Linked DNA regions of Mus musculus: region 1 is linked to region 2. Evidence: chromatin contacts called from ENCODE Hi-C or POLR2A ChIA-PET data. All regions are on one chromosome and are shown on one strand. Each heading gives the region's core, a stretch centred on a gene start or an enhancer-like site at or near the end of the contact. The rest is flanking DNA. Distances are from core to core; before and after follow the strand shown.

Region 1 (3,811 bases), core at 1,174-3,673, 38 kb before region 2:
CAGTTTTTACAGACCTCCCTCTCTCACGTGGTAGCTGTCCTTGACTGCTCAGACTTGCAGCAAATCCAACTTGAGACTGGTGGAAGCCGAGCATCAGAGCCCCAAGGGTCAGGCCAAGGAACAGGGGGCACTGATACTGTACAGATACCAGGGGACAAGCCAGGCACAGGATCAGAAGCCAAGGGACAGGGTCTGGGCAGGGAAGGGCTGATCACCCCAAGAGATGGGAGGTGCCTCAGTTGCCTGTTTACCCTGCACAAAGCTCTGGGCCCTATGTCTGATCCCCAGTACCCCATAAACCAGAGACTGGAACCCCAGCACTTGAGAGGCAGAGGCAGGAGGATCACAAGTTCAAAGTTGAACTCAATATCTTCAACTTCATACTGAGTTCAAGGCCAGCCTGGACTACTCGAAACTCTGTCTCAGAAACAAGTGGGTGTGGGGCGGGTATGGGGGGTGGCAGTAATCGAGGCTAGAGGGGAGCAATTCTGGAAGCAGAAGGAGACCTTGTGACTCAGGTGAGGAAGGCTGGCTTTCCATTCTCAGTGTCAGTGTGTGGTGTCAAGAGGCCTCACTTCCTAATAATTCATCTTCTGAGACCCAAACGAAGCCACACCACCCACTCATCTTCCACTACAGCTCACAGCCCCTGCATATGCTACACAGAGGAAAAAAAAAAGGGTTTTCTGCAGACAAAGTCATGGGTTGTGAGGAGGTATAGAAAAACCTCTTCATGTACAAAGGACAGACTTAAGGCAGTTGAGTGGATGGGGCACTGACATGACCTTGGCAGTGCTCAGAAGTGGCTCACCATTGGTGGACACCGAGGCCCATGGCTGCTCCGCCCAACACCATCTGCAAATGACCTGAGGTCTGCATGAAAATCAAGTGTGCGGTGACACCATGTCCCTTCCTCTGGCACTTGGGAAACCAGTTGTCCCGTACCTCATCTTCAGCAAAAGGACAGAATACATAGACTGTGTGAATAGGTTGGTGGGCTGGGGATGCCTCTGGACTCTGAAGTCTAAAAGTCCAGCACCCTCTGCCCAGCTTCCATGCCTCTCTCCCGGCTCACAGAGCCACTGTGCCTACCTATTCCCACTCTTTGTTACTCATCGGGCATCTGGTTACCCGGAGAGAGCCTGCCTCGAAGTGAGTCACCGCAACCTGTGCCTCTTAAATCCACATGGTAAACACAACAGGCACTGCACAGGGTGCTGGGTAAAAGCAAGGAGGTGACTAAGGCTTACAGAACCATAGCTGAGGTGGAGGAAACTCAGCTAAGGAGGCTAGAAACTCCTGAAGGGTTTTAAACCCTGGTGGGGGAGTGATCCATTCTGATACCATCATTATGCATCCCCTGGGGTAATAAACACTATGTCATTAGCGTCATTAGCACCATTAACACCGTAGTGCGAATTAGGTAATGAGATGAAGTGTCACCTTGCAAAAGACTAAGATGGGGACTGATAAAGGTTTGATGCCAGGGGAAGGAAGCCAGAAAGAGACAGGCTCACCCACTGGAGAGGGACAGAACCCAAGAAACCTGGGTGCAGGGTTGCTCTAAGGATAAGCATCCTACACGCATGGTTTGTGCCTGTACATAGTGACTGCTCCCAAGGGGCAGACAGAAGGTAAAACATCCCTCAGGTCTGCAGCAACAAGCTTTGGCAAGACCTGAAGGAAAGGAATGAGCTACTAGAGAAAGTTCTAGGGTGTAATGAAGGCAGCGATACCATTGGCTCCCAAAGAAATTCTCTTACCCCCTATCCCAGTCACTTCTCAGCATCCCAGACTTGCAACGTGAGGGATCTCCCCAGTAGCCCTGCAGGGACGCCACGGCATTGCCTCTATACCCTTCCACCTGAAGTCCCCTCCACCGGACAAAGGTGTCTCTCTCAATGCAGAGGACAACTGTGGCAGAGAGGACCTTGCTCAACCTGTTTTCTAAGGAATAATCTGACTCCGAGAAATCAGGTGTCTTACTCAAAAGTCACACAGCAAAAGGAAGGCAAAAATCTAGGCCAGGGCTCTTTCTTGGCAGAGCCAAGTTGGCAAAGGCCCCTGAGAGACAATGGCTCCAGATCAGGTGGGTGACATTGAAGCCCTGGAGCAGTGCCACCAAGAAGCAAGATCAAACGCTCTGTGAAGTTTGCTTCACAGTTTGCTTCACACGTAGGCCACGGTCTGTCCTTCCTGCCCCTAGAAAGCAAGGGTCGGTGTTTCATGTGTGAGAAATGCTGGGTCCCAAGACACAGACCGGGAGGTTCCAGAGGCGCTCAGCAAACCCCAGCCCTGAAGGATTCGTTCACACATGCTGTGGGTTACACGTTCGTCTGGTCTGTGAGAAGGGAAGAGGGTGGGTGAAGCCCACACAGGAAGTGATTTCTGGTGTGACAATGACCATCGAGGAAACAAGATAACCAGATAGTGGGACTATAGTGATCCAGTATAAACCTGGCCACGTGTGCCAAATCCCTTGCCAAAGTCATCTGTTCTCTGCCACCTGCCATGACAGACGGGATTATGGGAAATGGGCTGGCAGGAGGGTACTGCCCACAGTGCATATGGATGCTTATAGAATATGCAGACGTGTGCCCCCTCCCGAGCCCCCGAAACAGAGGGTAACAGGGTCAGATGTTCTGAACTGGGACCCAAGCAAGGATGGCACAGAGCACGGCTTGAACCACTGAAGATGAATCAAAAGACAAGCCTTGGTTTGTTTGACCCATCAGTTGGTTTTCGACACTATTTACCTCAAAGCAATCCTCCTGCCTCAGCCTCTCAAGTGCTGGCTTTACAGTCATGAGCCACCATGCTTGACTTGCTTTTGGTCTTGTTTGAGACAGGGGTCTCACTCTGACCTGAAATCCATAATCCTCCTGCCTCAGCTTCTCAAGTGCTGGAATTATAAGTATGCCCCACCTCGCCCAACAGGATCCTTTCTTTGTAGAAGTCTAGCTTCTTCTATGATGAGGCATTCTGGCTAGCATGCCTCATCTCCCCAAGGGAGCTGCCACTCGGTGTACACACTGGCACCTACCCACTCCCATGAGAACAGGAAAGCCTGAACTCATTCATTCCCCAGCCTCTCCGAGGACAAGGAAGTGCCACTCACTGTGCTAGTGTAGCGTTTACAAAAGTTGAAAAATACCCACGCCGGCCCTGCCTGCCTGCCTGCCTGCCTGCCTGCCCTGGGTGACACTCTGGGCTGTTAGAGGCGGAGGAGGTATGGGGGTGAGCAGTCTGAAGTCTGATCTTATCTACTTTCCTGCCTTTGAACATTGCCACAACAAACCCAGCAGGCCAGGCTCTTTGAAAAGCAGGGCCTGTTACACACAGCTCAGCCCTGGCCCCCTTCCTTCCTCCAGGTCCCCTGGCTCCCTTCTGTACAATCTCCAATGGCCTGCAGGTCAACACCTTGGAAAAGGTAAAGCTACTCACTCCCTTAAATAAGACACATGGCCTCACTGATCAACCCACACTGAGTGCTTACTGAGGTCTAGAAACAAGCTAGACACAAAGAGAAAGGTACACAGTTGGCCCCCACATTGGCTACTAGAAGTGACAGAGTGCCAAGCTTCCCCGGGATTAACAGGAGATGGAAGTCATTATTGTTGGCTCAGTTCAGGCCCCTGTGTTCTGTTCAATAGATGCATAGAAAAACCATACAGGAGTAACGATCAGACATTGGACTGCTACACATGACAGGTCGAAGCTACCAGCATCTGAGATGAGAGGGCCGAGTGAGTAGCTGATGATGAGACAGAAGCCCAGACAGTGCTTGGAGTTCTGAGTTCCTATTTCTGGG
Region 2 (3,648 bases), core at 176-2,675:
GAAGGCCTTGGGAGTGAAGTCACTGACCCCTTCCATCAGCCATCTGTGAGCTCCCGCCGGACTCCTCTAGCCCGATGGGAAGGATAAAGGAGGTCAGGACAGATGGCAAAGCGCTTTGGGAAAATAGGCTCTACAGGAATGCAGGGCCGATGGGAGGCCAGCCCTGGGGTGTTTTGTTATCTGCCTGGAGCTGCCTGCTCCATTCTAGGCACCCGCATACTCTGGATTAAAAAGATCGCAAATCAGCAGGGGTGGGGTGGAAAGAGGGAAAGCCCCTACTTTCTGCCACTTGTTTCTCCCGCTTCAAAGTCGGTGCTCTGCTCTCCAACTAAGTGCGTGCGTGCATGCGTGCACAGGGGGCGGGAGGCTGGCACAACCAAATCTAAAAATACTCAGTAAAAATGCTAATCCCAAAGCAAAGAAAGAGCGAAGAAGGAATCTGTCAATCAACGGGCTCCCGCTCCTCACCCACAGCTGTACCGACTGCATTCCTGTAGACGAGGAAAAGAAGTGGGGGAACAGAGCTGAAGAAAAGAAAGGGACACACGCCACCACCTCCACGAGCGCGGGGCGGGAGGCGGCGGAGGAGGAGGGGCTCGGCCGGCAGAGCCGAACAAAGCGGGGCCTCCACTTGGAGCCCGAAGCCCCGAGAGTTGGGGGGCCAAGCTCAGAAACACCCCTGCTGCCCGGAAGCAGCTGGCGACCCTTGAGGTCTAGAAGCCAAAATGCTGCACGGAAGCCAGGTCTCTGAGGCTAGGCAAATCCGAAGGTTTTGTTTGGGGTCCCTCCACCCACTCCCCGTCCCCTACAGGCGCGCGCACACACGCGCACACGCCCTCCCTCTCCACCCGGGCCGCGCTAGGGGGCTGGGCCAGTGCGCCCCCAGCCGCTCTGGGACCCCACCTGGGGATGGTAATGCACTTGGTGTTCACGTTCTGCGTGGTGATGGCCTTCTCCAGCTCGTCCAACTGCCCCGTCTTCTTGAGCTTCTTCACCAAGCTCTTGACCGCCTTCTCGCACCACTTCTCCTCCTGCCCGTTCTGCTCGCCCTTCTTCCAACCCAGCAGGCGCTTCACGATCGGGGGGGTGAAGGGCAGGATGGACGACATGGCTGGCACCGAAGGGTCACCGGCGCCCCCGGCGGGGCTGGGCGCACTGGGGACGCCGGGGGCGCTCAGAGGCAGCTCGGCCCGCGCCTCGCCCGAACTTCGCTTTTAACTCTGGAGAACTTGCCCGGGCGTCCGGGCCAGGACTGCGGCGCTGCAGCTGCGGGGATCGGGAGCACGGCGGCGCCCGAGCTGCTCCACGCGGACCGACGGACTGACGGGCAGGCCCCGGACGCGCGGGGCGGAGGCGGCGGCCGCGAGACTCCAAGTGGCAGTAGAAAGTTTGGGTTTCCGCACGGGGTAGCTGTTTGGGTGCCGCCTCCGGGAAGGAAAGTCCAACCCCCAGCCAAACTTTGCTGGCCTGGATGGCTTTGGTGCGCAGATCCCTCCGCCTCTGCAGCGCTGCTCCTCCTCCTCCTCCTCCTCTGCGATCGCCGCCTTGCAGGGCCAGCCAGGGCCGAGCAGCCGCGCTACCCGCTCCTCTCCCGCCCGCTCCCAAGTCTACGTTTCACGCAGCTCCGCGTGCAGCCTCCTTCCCAGCGCAGTCGCCGCCCCCTCGCTGCCGGGGCTCCCCGCTCCTCCCCCGCGCCCTGCTCCGGGGAGGACCCGCGGCCTTCCCCGCCCAGCGCCGCCAAGCGCGCCCACGTGGGCCACCGGGTAGGGCGGCCGCCAGCTCTGCCAAGTGCCGAGGGACCGGACTCCTGGGGACTCGCCGCCCCACAGACTCTCAGATACCGTTGCAGGAACTAGAGAGGATTAGACTCACAGGGAACAGGCACTGTCCGTCAAGGGCTGGCTGCACTCCGGAGAGGACTCGGGCGCGGTGAGGGGTTCAGAAAAGCTCCGGGCCCAGGAAGTTGGGGCACGCTGATCTCGCTCAGTGGCCAGAGCTGCTTTAGGTGGTTTTTTGTTTTGTTTTTGTTTTCCTGCTGGGTGAGATCAGAACGGCCGACTGCCTGAGACTGCGGAGGAGGGAGTTGGAAAAGGGGAGAGGGAGACTTAAAAGGAGTTAAGAGACCTCAGTGACAACTTGAACAATAGCTGGAGCCAGGGGTCCCTTGGGCCCAGTGAACCAAGCTTTTTGCAGAAAACGGGCCTCAAAGACATCTGTTGCGTTCCTGAAGGAATGAATGGGGGTGCTTTAGGATTTTTCTTTGGAGGAGGGGAGAGAATTAACATTTCAGGGTGTTACTGAAGTTCCGAAATTCGACACCAAACAAGTAAGAGAGCTTTTGTTTACAAAGCAATGAACTCGCACACACAAAGAGCAAGCCGGAGAGGACTCGAGAAGTTTATTCAAAGTTAGCCTAGGTGGGAAGCCAAGAGAACCTGACTTTGAGTAGCCCTAGGGGCTTTACTGCAGACTAGACGAATTCAGGGCTGGTTGCCCACGGTCCCTCCACGGATTTGGGGCGTTACATTAGACCCTCTGCTCCTTTATCCTGTTTCAGCCTCCCTATCAGGCTAGCCCAGATGCTTAGAGTGTGCTTGGTTTTGCGCACGCGCGAACACACACACACCTATTTCTCTCCCGTGGTGAGAAACAAGTTATTTGCAAACCAAGATCCGGTGCGCTTTACGAAGCCCTATGAAGTGTGGCTCGTCCCACAGAGTCAGCCCTGAAGCTTCAGGGGCCCCCTGCTCTGTCCTCGAGGCTGCCCCACCACCAACCGCCAGCGGCAGCTTGTCAGGGGTTGTGGTTTCCCTCCTTCCACCTCCCTGGTAAGTCCTGAAAGGAAGACCCCTGAGGCTCAGTAGACCTCAGCAAGCCGGTTCCTGCAAACCAGTTAGATGGTGGCTGCAGCCTCCCTTCCACTTGCTGCTAGAGACTATAAGGAAGGAGGTCCTTTTTGTTTTGTTTCAAGACAGGGTTTCTCTGTGTAGCTCTGACTGTCCTAAAACTCGCTCTATAGACCAGAGCAAAGCTGGCCTCGAACAGAGATCTGCCTGCCTGTGCCTTACTTGGCATTAAAGGTGGGCAGTCTTCACTGCTGTGTTCAAACAGATACCAATCACTGCCGTTAAAAGCCTGAGAGGCACAGCACCAAGGGTCAGAGCCAGGATTTAAACCCAGGTTTTTGTTTGGTTTTGGTTCTTGCTACTGGCCCTAGAACTGTAAAGCTAGGACACAATGTGCAAAACAAGAGCTTTTCTCACAGGTGCACCATTATCTCCAGGAATGGTCTCAGGCCCTTTCCTCGCCACCTCCTAGGCTGCTGGGACTTTGCAGAAGTCCTAAGCAAGACAAAAAGTGGAGGCCAGTGTTGATTCATGAAGAAGGGTAGCCAGGAGAGCTGGTTCAAATCCTGCTTCTCTCTCTCCAGCGCTTCCTGTCACAAATATGCTACTTGTTGAGAAATTCACAATGAACGAGGAAGGTCCTTAACCACTAGGAGCTCCCAGCCAGAGAAGCACCAAGGGATAGGGATGAAGGTTTGCTTAGGAGGGCAGAGGACAGAAAGCGGCCTATGTAATCATCTTCCAGTAAGAAGTTAATCTTAGCCGAGCAGTGGTGGCACATGCCTTTAATCCCAGCACTTGG

Evidence for each region. A loop is a pair of places that touch in the nucleus more often than their neighbours do. ChIA-PET counts read pairs that join two places held with the same protein, here RNA polymerase II (POLR2A).
Region 1: a loop to region 2 is called in a map of heart, with 3 times the contacts of the local background. The contact joins the enhancer-like site here to the promoter of Smad3 in region 2. A Hi-C loop is called at or near these places in 10 of 37 maps with a recorded cell type or tissue (Patski, T-helper 17 cell, T-helper 2 cell and 5 more). POLR2A ChIA-PET finds 5 or more read pairs at or near these places in 4 of 5 experiments (Patski and embryonic stem cell).

The regions. Positions count from the first base shown.
Region 1 is chr9:63,717,762-63,721,572 of GRCm38, forward strand. All of the region lies in intron 1 of Smad3 (SMAD family member 3), which reads right to left. Among named protein-coding and RNA genes, the nearest start is that of Gm51710, 12 kb to the right of the region's middle. Within about 2 kb of position 2,424, at least 1 of the 3 ENCODE cell types and tissues checked has a DNase peak (open chromatin) inside an H3K27ac peak, as active enhancers do; it is heart, where a contact is called at or near this core.
Region 2 is chr9:63,756,569-63,760,216 of GRCm38, forward strand. It overlaps Smad3 (SMAD family member 3), which reads right to left and starts at 1,426. Exons shown (of 9, transcript NM_016769.4): 1 at 904-1,426. The coding sequence starts at 1,109.